2 separate regions of the Homo sapiens genome follow, and region 1 is linked to region 2. The links are chromatin loops, found by intact Hi-C in ENCODE. Cell type or tissue: Caco-2. All regions are shown on one strand. Links, peaks and the distances in the headings refer to the core of each region. The heading gives the core; the rest is flanking DNA. Region 1 overlaps LOC107984041 (a long non-coding RNA gene). Region 2 overlaps LOC107984041 (a long non-coding RNA gene).

Evidence for each region. Peaks named below come from ENCODE experiments on the same cell type or tissue, not always from the same donor. Only the 100,000 strongest peaks of a DNase experiment are listed, where the experiment ranks them.
Region 1: it touches region 2 in a loop (5-fold over the local background); 3 of 110 quality-filtered maps call a loop at or near these places.

Annotation. Positions count from the first base shown.
Region 1 is chr6:100,887,892-100,893,279 of GRCh38, forward strand. LOC107984041 (a long non-coding RNA gene) reads left to right here. Exons shown (of 8, transcript XR_007059692.1): 2 at 4,107-4,154. It also overlaps the pseudogene LOC728098. Among named protein-coding and RNA genes, the nearest start is that of ASCC3, 9.3 kb to the left of the region's middle. In Caco-2, for the core only: no CTCF peak of the experiment used is centred there; no DNase peak of the experiment used is centred there.
Region 2 is chr6:100,945,488-100,950,875 of GRCh38, forward strand. The region is part of intron 2 of LOC107984041 (a long non-coding RNA gene); the gene reads left to right. Among named protein-coding and RNA genes, the nearest start is that of ASCC3, 67 kb to the left of the region's middle. In Caco-2, for the core only: no CTCF peak of the experiment used is centred there; a DNase peak (open chromatin) is centred at 3,264.

The sequences.
Region 1 (5,388 bases), core at 131-5,130, 58 kb before region 2:
AAAATGAAGATATAGTAAACCAAATAGTGCCAGAATAAAAGGGAGGAAAGAGTAGTTCCTCAAAAGAAATTTTTAAAAAATATTACCATGGAAAGGGTAAAAAACAGTACATATGCAGGAAAATTAGTACCGAAAGGAAGAAAGAGAGCCAATGAAGGAGAAAAAAAGAGTGGTTAAAGAGTTATGAGATAAACGAAGAGTATATTTAAAAAGTTTTCTTCAATCACCAAGGTAATTCCTGCTTCAGAGTTAAGGAGGGTGAAGATTGAGTAAATGTCTTTGGAAATTTAAGTGATTGATGATTTGAAGCAATTTAGTAACATGGTAGGCATGGCATTAGATGTCAAGTGTAAGAGAGTAAATGAGAAGTGAGAAAGTGAAAACAGTGATGATAATTGTTTTTGTCTAATAAATGAATGAAAAATGCAGGGCAATATATGGAAGAAATATCAAGGTCCAGAAAAAAACTGTTACTTGCATGTTGTTTTTAGGATAGAAAAAAAAACATATAAATAGAAGGAAAGAACCTATAAGAAGTGAATCAAGTAAGGAAATAATAAGGTAAAGGCAGACAAGGATACACTGAAGTCTGTGGGTGAAGTTATTCTTAACCTTGGTAGAGAGAAGTTTTCCTGGGACACAGGAGGGAAGAAGTAGAGGATGTTTGAAAATACAGGGAACATTTAATGTGTTGAGGAATGTATAGCTATATAAATTTTGAAGTGAATATGCAATATGAAAGCCATGTTTCTTTTGGTGTCCTTGAAATTATGAATTGTTCATTGCAAAAATATTTTAAACTACTTCCAATCAGGTAGTGAGATATTAAATTTTTATAAAATACAAAAATCAGACAAAATCCAATTTCAAGAATGCAGTCATAGATTAGGTTGCAAAAAGCAACACCATTCTCAGTCAATATAAACATATGAAATGAAAACTACAAGTCACAGTTGTCACTGGTTAATTTAACCTGGTGTCCAATTGGTTTCCTAAATGCCAGGTGATACCCCATGATAAATGTGGGTATACCTATGAACATATGTTAGTGTGTGTGCATGAGACCTAGAGAAAAGAAAATTGGAAGTAATTAGCTTCAAAACTAATGATTTTTATCTAGCCTTTAATATCTGAAACTAGATTTGACTTTCTTATACAAGCAAATAATCCACCAAAGTTTGGGGCTGAAATATATTTATCCTTAAAGCATTGTGTGAAAAGGGAAGAATCATTCCTTGCCAACTGTTGTCTTTCTATCATTCCTCCAAGAGATAAGTTAGGATATGAGACCCCAAACCAACAACTTAATAGAGTTTTCTTCTCATATAATAGGCTAGTGATGGGTACTCCTGAAATTGTGTAGTTGCTTTCTCAATTTAGTCATCCCGGGACGAGAGTACCTTCTTTCTTGTCACTTTGCCATTTCTAGAGTGTTGTTTTCATCTAATAGTTCAAAATGGCTCACAGTCATGACCATATATATTTCAAGCAGCAGTCTAAAGGAAGAGGAGAAGAAAAGGACATATCTTTGGGAACATGAGTTGAAAGTACACCTATCGAGGAGGAGCCGTGCGCTGCTGGTGCTGCTGGTGCTGTTGCCGCCGCTGCTCTCGCTGCAGTCAGTCAGGCTGCGCCTGCTTCTTCAGGGCCCAGTCCCTTGGACACATCGCCGCTTCTAGACCCTCCTGCAGTCTCGGATATTGCTGGGAAAATGTCTGATGAATTTTCGTTGGCAGATGCACTACCTGAACACTCCCCTGCCAAAACCTCTGCTGTGAGCAATACAAAACCTGGCCAACCTCCTCAAAGCTGACCAGGCTCCAACCCTTGGAATAATCCGAGTACTCCACCTTCGGTGCCATCTGGACTCCCACCAAGTGCAACACCCTCCACTGTGCCTTTTGGACCAGTACCAACAGGAATGTATCTCTCCGTGCCTCCCACCGGACCACCTCCAGGACCCCCAGCACCCTTTACTCCTTCTGAACCATCATGCCCCCCACCTGGTGGTCCTTATCCAGCCTCAACTGTGCCAGGCCCTGGCCCATAGGGCCATATCCTATACCAAATATGCCCTTTCCAGAGCTACCCAGACCATATGGTGCTACCCACAGATCCAGCTGCAGCTGGTCCTTTAGGTCCATGGGGATCCATGTCTTCTGGACCTTGGGTGCCAGGAATGGGAGGGCAGTATCCTACCCCTAATATGCCCTATCCATCTCCAGGGCCATATCCTGTTCCTCCTCCTCCCCAAGCCTCTGGGGCAGCACCACCTGTTCCATGGGGCACCGTTCCACTAGGAGCCTGGGGACCACCAGCACCATATCCTGCCCCTACAGGATCGTATCCCACACCAGGACTCTATCCTACTCCTAGTAATCCTTTCTAAGTGCCTTCAGGACCTTCTGGTACTCCACTGATGCCTGGTGGCCCCCATTCTTACCATTAAGTTAACAATGGACGAAGAGATGACGCTTTGCTTTTTGAAGTACGTATATATGCACATGAATGCATATATAAAAAGTGCTGGTTTCACTATTAGAGGGCATTCATGAAAGAACAACTCTTGCACCTCTCAGAGAAGATAACTGCCTCTTGTACTTGGATGTGTAGTACATCATATGTATACAATCAGATAAAAGCATAGAAGTAAATCATTCAGATGTGATTTTTATTTGGTTTTCATGGAAAGTTAAAGTGATAAAGTATATTCACTAGCTCTTTGACAGAATTTGTTTAAACTATGAAACTACACACTTAAAAATCTAAGATGTGGATTATTGTTAGAATCTGTGACTTCATTGGCAAATTACTTCAAGTATTTTTCTATAATCACTTTCCCCTTCTAAATAAATAAACTTTGAGAATAACCCATCATAATCCAAACAAGTGATGCCTCAACATTTTGAGCTGCTCTGTCGGACAAATAAACCTGGTCCTCTTGAGGTTATATTGTGGATGTCATTTTTAAACTGTCAGTAATTATTGTCAGATGTGGAGTTCAATAGCCAGCCAGTGTTCATTTTTATCCTTGAGCTTTTAGTAAAAATTTCCTGGTTTTATTTTTAGTCATTGGGTCATACAGCCCTAAAGTCTGCTATTTATGGAAACTAACTTTTTTGTTTTTAATCCAGGCCAACATGTATGTAAATTAAATTTTTAGCTAATTGATTAAAAAAAAAAAGAAAGTATACCTATCACTTACAGTCATATTTTATTTACGAGACTTAAGTCACATGGTGACACCCAGTTGCAAGGAAAGCTAGAACATACAGTCCTCATTTTAAGCAACTATATACTTAGTTAAAAAGCATGGGTTCTATTACTGTAAGAGATAAAGAGATATTTAGAGATAAATGTTTCACCCATAAAGCTTTTCCTCAGTTAAAGCAAACATACTGGTATTAAGCAGATAAGGGTAGCCTCTCTTCAGTTCTTATCAGAACTGAACCTCAGGGAACAGAATGGAATGTAATGTCAATAATAACTTTTATCTCTTTCAAGCATATGAAAATTGAGCTAGTAGAAGATGGCAAAATAAAATGCTGGATATTAATTATTTTAAAAATTAATTTTTCCTGAAACTTAAACTATTCTTAAGTATTTTTATGATTAAGTGAAATTTTCATTCACTCTACCCACAACTAATTAAGCATATATCTCATAATCCACACTTTGCTAAGCATTGTGAAACATTCCAAAGAAAAATATGATATGATCTCTATTCTCAAGGAATTTACAAGAACTTACAGTTTGGGTAGGAGACAAATTTAACATTCACAAGACTTTTCAAAAACAATTAGGTGCTGAGTTGTGTGATACTTCTTTTATGAATACAAAAGGAGTCTAAATTAAAGATAGGCCCCTGTTGGCTGCAGGAGATTAAAAGCCTTTGTGGAAAACTGAAATTTGAATTGATCATATAAGTATAGGTAGAATTTATTTATAAAACCTTTCATATGTAAACTCTTAAAAGGTGTATTTGTAGGATTCATTCTAGAATATAAAGTTACTGAATTTTAAAATTCTTTTGTTGCTGGTGATAGTTTAAAGGATAAAAGTGGCTGATTCAGTGTATATGCCAGTTTTCTGTGTTTTTGCTTTAGGTTGTATCCACGAGTACCAGCAGAGTGCCTGACACATAGTAGACATAAGTAAGTATTTGTTAAATAATTTTCTTTTTATAATAGTGTTTCCTTTATTATTTGACCAAGAACTTTTAAAAATTGAGCTATAGCTTTTTTAAACATTGAAGTGTTCCAAAGTATAGAAACCTTAAGTGAACAGTGCTATACACCACTTCATGCAACTGATAGATGCAGGAGGACGATAAGGGAGGGTCCTGGGAGAAGCTCCCACTGGCCTGGGCATGGGGAGGATGGGGTGGAGCCTCAGGAAATTCACGCCATTTGCAGGGGGCAGGAGCCTGGGCTCATCAGTTCCTGTGTGGTGACCTGGGATTCAATCTGTGAGGCCTGTTAACAGGAACCCCTCTCGCTTTGCAAAGTATTTTTTTCCTTTTTGCCCAGTAAATTCCATTCCCCCTCACCCTGCAAAGTGTCTGCATGCCTAATTTTACCTGGTCACTTGGCAAGAACTTTTTTTTTTTCTCAACATTTTTGGCACCCAGAACTTGGGACATGAAGAAGGGTGAGTGAAATGTGGACTGAAAACCTCTCACTTTTATTTCTGAGTATTTTGTTCCTATGACATTTTTCTTCTTTTTTTGAGGACAGTAACAGCATCTATCTTTTCTCCTCCCCTCCCCTCCCCTCCCCTCCCCTCTCTTTTCTTTTCTTTTACAATATGGGAGGTGGTCCACACCCACCACAACAGCCACAAGCATGCCTGTGGGTTGGTTGGGCAAGCAGTGGCTCCCCACCCGCCTTCTCTCCCAGCTGAGTGGAGTGCATGGCCCTGACTGCCACATGTGTGTGCAGTGTCCAGCTGCATGGCAGGAATGAGCCACAGTCACTATCCAGGCACCAGGGCCGCCTTGGGGGCTTGGGCTCTGCACAGCTGGCTGGCCAGACTCCTGCTGGGTCCATGCCTGGGGGAAAGGAACCAATTTGCAAAAGAATATGAAGTTCTTCCCCCAGGCATCTTTCCAACCCTGCACTTTAACTTTTGTTTCCTTTTCGCTATCTAGTCAGCAGTTAATTTTTATGTGAGAGGGTTACTTTTTTTTTTTCTTTTTGGAAAACATTTTAACCAGGCCAGGACCCCAGTGATCACTGTTTATATTCTCTGTAAAGTTTCAGTTATGAAAAAGGATTTGTGAGATTGGTCTTAAGCGATAGCCAATCCGGTGTGCTTTGCATGACTTTCTGAATGATCAGCAACAAAGTTTGCTGTGGGCCTCCCTCTTGTTTTAGGTCCTTGAGAGCA
Region 2 (5,388 bases), core at 285-5,284:
ACCATCAGCTACCTTACCACCTCCTCCTTCTCCCTCAGCCCTGCTGTTTCCGGGCAAAAGTACCAAAGAGAAAATGGAGGTTTTGCCAGAGCCCCCTCCTCCAATAAGTTAGAAAAAAGACAAGAGATATGCTGCAGCTATGGGACCCTGTCTTAGGCAAGTGGCATTAGAAGGGGAGCTCTTAGCCTGCCCAGTAATGCAAGATTGACAAGGCAATCAGGTACGTGAACCCATTTCTTTTTTTGAGACGGAGTCTTGCTCTGTTGCCCAGGCTGGAGTGCGGTGGCGTGATCTTGGCTCACTGCAAGCTCCGCCTCCTGGGTTCACGCCATTCTCCTGCCTCAGCCTCCCGAGTAGCTGGGACTACAGGCACCCGTCACCATGCCCGGCTAAGTTTTTTGTATTTTCAGTAGAGACAGGGTTTCACTGTGTTAGCCAGGATGGTCTCGATCTCCTGACCTCGTGATCTGACTGCCTCGGCCTCCCAAAGTGCTGGGATTACAGGCATGAGCCACCGCACCTGGCCAAACCTATTTCTTTTAACGCTTATAAAGAGCTAAGAAAGAGCATTACAGAAAACAGAGCTGCTAGCCCATTTATGAAAGGAATGATTATGCCATGGCAGACAACTTCCATATGACCCCATGGGACTGGTCAGTGCTAGCTAAAACAACTTTGGAGCCCAGCCAATACCTCCTTTGGAGGGCAGAATATGATGAGTTGTGTGAACAAGAAGCCAACCAGAATCAAGTGGCCGGGCAAGGCATAACAGCTGCTATGCTCCAGGGGAGGGGTCCCCATGCTGATGTACAACAACAACTAAATTTTCATTCCCAGGCCTATGCACAAGTGTCTTTGTGCTGTCTCACGGCTTTGGACTGAATTCCCAGAAGTGGAGTTCAGCAGTTTATAAATGTTTGACAAGGGCCTCAGAGCCAGTTGTTGAATTTATCAATCGGTTAACCCAGGCAATTAAGAGACAAATTAGTCATGCCAAGGCTGCTGATATCTTATTGTTGCAATTGGCTTATGAAAATGCTAATGTTGACTGCCAGCAAGTAATGCAGGCAATCAGAGGAAAGACAGCCACAGTTGGGGAACTTATATGAGCATGTCAACTGGTGAGGACTGAAACACACAAAGCCAAAATATTGGCTATGGCATTAAGACCTCCTAAAGTGAAAAGGGAGAGAAACCCAAATTGTTTCCTATGCAGAGAGCCAGGTCATATGAAGAGGGAATACACCAATAATAGAGACCAAGGTAACTCAAGGAAAGAACCCCCTTCTATATGCCCCCAATGTAAAAAGGGGAAACATTGGGCAAATCAATGCAGGTCCAAATTTAATAAAAACAGCAACCCGATAAGTAACCAGGTGGGAAACCTCATGAGGGGGCCGGCCCCAGGCCCTGCTTCAAACTGGGGCAATGCCAGTAGCTTTCCTCGATCAGATGGAAAGCCCACAGTCCTTCTCTCAGAGCAGCCACCACTGGCAGCACAGGACTGGACTTACTTTGCCCCAATGATTTAGTGCTAAGAGAAGGAGAAGACCCTAAAAGGGCTGCAACTGGTATCTGGAGCCCACTGCCTCCAGGAACAATGGGATTAGTCCTAGGGTGATCAAGCCTATCCAGTAAAGGAATTAATGTGTTCACTGGGGTAATTGATAGTGATTATCAAAGTGAAATATTAGTTGTGATGGAATGTAAAGGTCTGCATATTCTTCCCCCGGATCAAAGATAGCTCAGTTACTACTTTTACCATACTGGGTCCCCAATGCCCATGGAAGGGAATGGGGAAAGGGAAGTTTTGGAAGCACAGGAGCCATAGGAGTATATTGGAATCAATTAATCACTGATCATGATCACCTTAAAAATTGGAAATAAGAATTTTACTGGTTATTGGACACAGGAGCAGATATTTTGATTATTAGTGATCAAAACTGGCCAGAAGCTTGGCCTTGGGTCACTCAGAAACAAAAAATTGTCAGCACTGGAGAAGTGCACACAGCCAAGCAGAACACATGCCCCCTAACATGTTGCGATTTGGAGAGGAGAAAAACAGTTACACAACCTCTAATCATGCCCATCCCTGTTAATCTTTGGGGACAGGACCTATTAGCCCAATAGGGGGTCACTCTGCAGACCCCTTTCTAATAATGGCCACTGTTATTATCCCTCCCCTACCCCTGACATGGCTCTCTCAAGATCCAATTTGTGTAGAACCGTGGTCTTTAAAGGGAGCTAAATTACAAAGAGCCCATAAATTAGTTGAGGAGCAATTAAAAGCCAGCCATATAGAACCATCAAACAGCCCTTGGAATTTGCCCATTTTCATCATTCCCAAAAAGTCTGGTAAATGGAGACTTTTGCATGACTTACGTGCTATTAATGCTAATTTGCAACCTATGAGGCCCCTTCAACAGAGGCTCCCTTCCCCCATGGTAATTCCTCAAGATTGACCTATAATCATTATTGACTTAAAAGACTGCTTTTGTACTATTCCCCTTGCAGAACAGGACAGAGAAAAATTTGCATTTACAATACCAGCTATTAATAATGAAAGGCCAGCTTACTGATTTCATTGGAAAGCCCTGTCTCAAGGGATGCTAAACAGTCCTACCATGTGTCAATATCATGTAAATCAGGCTTTATTCCCCAGTAGAAAAGAATTTCCTAATTGTAAGATTATTCATTTCACAGATGATATTTTACTAGCAGCCCCAATGGAGCCAGTACTTTTAAGTTTATATGCCTCTGTTGTAAAGAATACACATTTAAGAGGTTTAATCATAGTACCTGAAAAAGTACAAATGTCCTCTCCTTGGAAATGTCTTGGGTACATACTAACTTCCCGGTCGGTAAGACCTCAAAAGTTAAATTAAATACTAGCAACTCACACACCTCAAATGATTATCAGAAATTACTAGGTGATATTAACTGGCTTCACCCCACCTTGGGCATACTACTGATAAGTTACAGAACCTGTTTTCTATCTTAAAAGGCAATGCTGCCCTAGACTCTCCTAGGTATTTAACTCTTGTAGCACAAAGGGAAATTGAGGAAGTAGAGCAAGCTATTTCTCAGAGGCAACTAGATTGCATAGATCAACGACATTCAGTTCAGTTGTTTGTTTTTCCCACTAAACATTCCCCTACAGGGTTAATAGGACAGATGGCCCCAGGGCTATGCTTCCTAGAATGGGATTTTTGCTCACATACCAGGACTAAAACACTCTCTCCCTATGTCCAGCTGGTTAGTAAAGTCATCTATTCAGGCCACAGGCGATGCAATCAGTTGCTAGGTTATGACCCTGATGTCATCAGAATTCCTTTGAGTATAAAGCAATTCGAAGCAGTATTGCCCTTTAGGCCTGCAAATAGTACTCTCTGATTACACAAGCCATATAGAGCATGCCCTTCCTGTTGATAAACTACCTCAGTTCTTATCTCATACTTCTGTGGTTTTGCCTACAAAAATACTTCACTCCCCCATACCTAAAGCTTTAATACTGTTTACTGATGGCTCTGGTATACACAGAAAAGCAGCTGTCTGGTAGAGATTGCATAATTCCCTCACTCATTCTGGATTTACTAGCACTCAGAGAGCTGAGGTTGGAGCCTTAATATTGGCCTTGGAAACTTTTTCCACTCAGCCCATCAATATTGTTAGTGACTTTGCTTACTCTGTTTATTACAGAACCTTGAGACAGCCTTCATTAAGTCCACTCTGGATCTCACCCTGTGTGCACTTTTTCTTCAACTTTAGCAATTGCTAGATCAACGTACACATCCTATTCTTATTACACATATTTGGGCCCACAGCTCACTGCCTGGCCCATTGGCTTATGGCAATGATCAAGCAGACCTACAGGTTATGACATCACAGCTTGACCAAGCCACCTAATTGCATCATTTTTTCCACCAAAACTGGAGAAACTTATCTAAACAATTTCAACTTACCCAGAGACTAGCTAAACAAATTATCCTGCAGTGCCCAGATTGCCAGCTCACAGGCACATCCCCTCCTTCAACAGGTGTTAATCCTGGGGGACTAGAACCTAATCAGTTATGGCAAACAGATGTTACACATGTCCCTGAATTTGGAAAACTTAGATATGTACATGTATCCATTGATACCAATTCCCACTTAATTAGTGCTCACCTGATATGTCATTAGACATCTTTTAACTTTTGCATTTATGGGGCGGCCCACAAAAATTAAAACTGATAATGGTCCGGCTTATGCCAGCTCACAAGTTCAACAACTTTGTCACACGTGGAACATCCAACATTCCACAGGCATCTCGTATAACCCCCAAGGACATGCCATAGTAGAACGTACCCAACCCACCCTTAAAAATATGCTCAGAAAACAAAAAAGTGGTAATGTGAGTAAGGACCCTGCAACACTATTAGCACAAGCCTTATTTACTCTTAATTTTTAAAATTTAGATGATAAATTTAAATCAGCTGTAGGAAAGCACTTTGCTAAAACCTCTCAAACATAAAACCTGCAGTTTTATGGAAAGATGCAAACAGTAATGTATGGTGTGGTCCAAATAAATTGTTAACGTGGGGAAGAGGATATGCTTGTGTTCGCACCCCCTCAGATCCTCTTTGGATTCCAGCATGATGCATCAAACCATACCATGGTGTGGCTAGGACCCCTTGCTTTGTCTGCAACCTGTACCTGCTACACTCTATTGGGCTCATCTCTTAGATCCGCCTTTCTTCCGCCCCGTCACCTGGGCAGACACCCCCTTCCCAGCCTCTAATAATGTAACTGCTTGGCTGGGAGGGATAGATTTACCCCCAGTTGGATCCATCATTAATGGCACACATTGGACTAAGGTGTCAGTAACACTACATATCACTCCACTATCCTCCCACTGTGTGTAAGTTATAAAAATTCTAACTGTTACTATGTACCTGCCCAAACATAATTATGGCTACATCATGGCAAAGGAAGTGCTTTAACAGTCTTAGTTTCAGGAGTCCTCAAACTGGGCAATGCAGTCAATGCTACTTTCCCAAACATTCCTTCCTGTGCTAAAGAACAAAGCCGGGAAAGCAATGGATTCCACTTTAGCTGGGAGGTGTCTCACAGGGTGCATGCCCATAGCCTCCAGCTAGGCAATTATAACGTCTTAGACTGGAGCCCCCACAGCCATTTGCAGGGCGATCGCACTGATGTCCGCATCTATTATGGCATCAATGACAGTTTCGTATCCATGTCCCATTCCCCTATAATTTGGGCCGATAGGGGGATGGGATATCCCAGACCCCAAGTAGAGTCCATGCCACCCCAAGACATTTTATGGCACCTGGGACTTCTTAGCACCCCCCCTTAACACCTGGGATGGGACATATCATAATTCCAGTCACA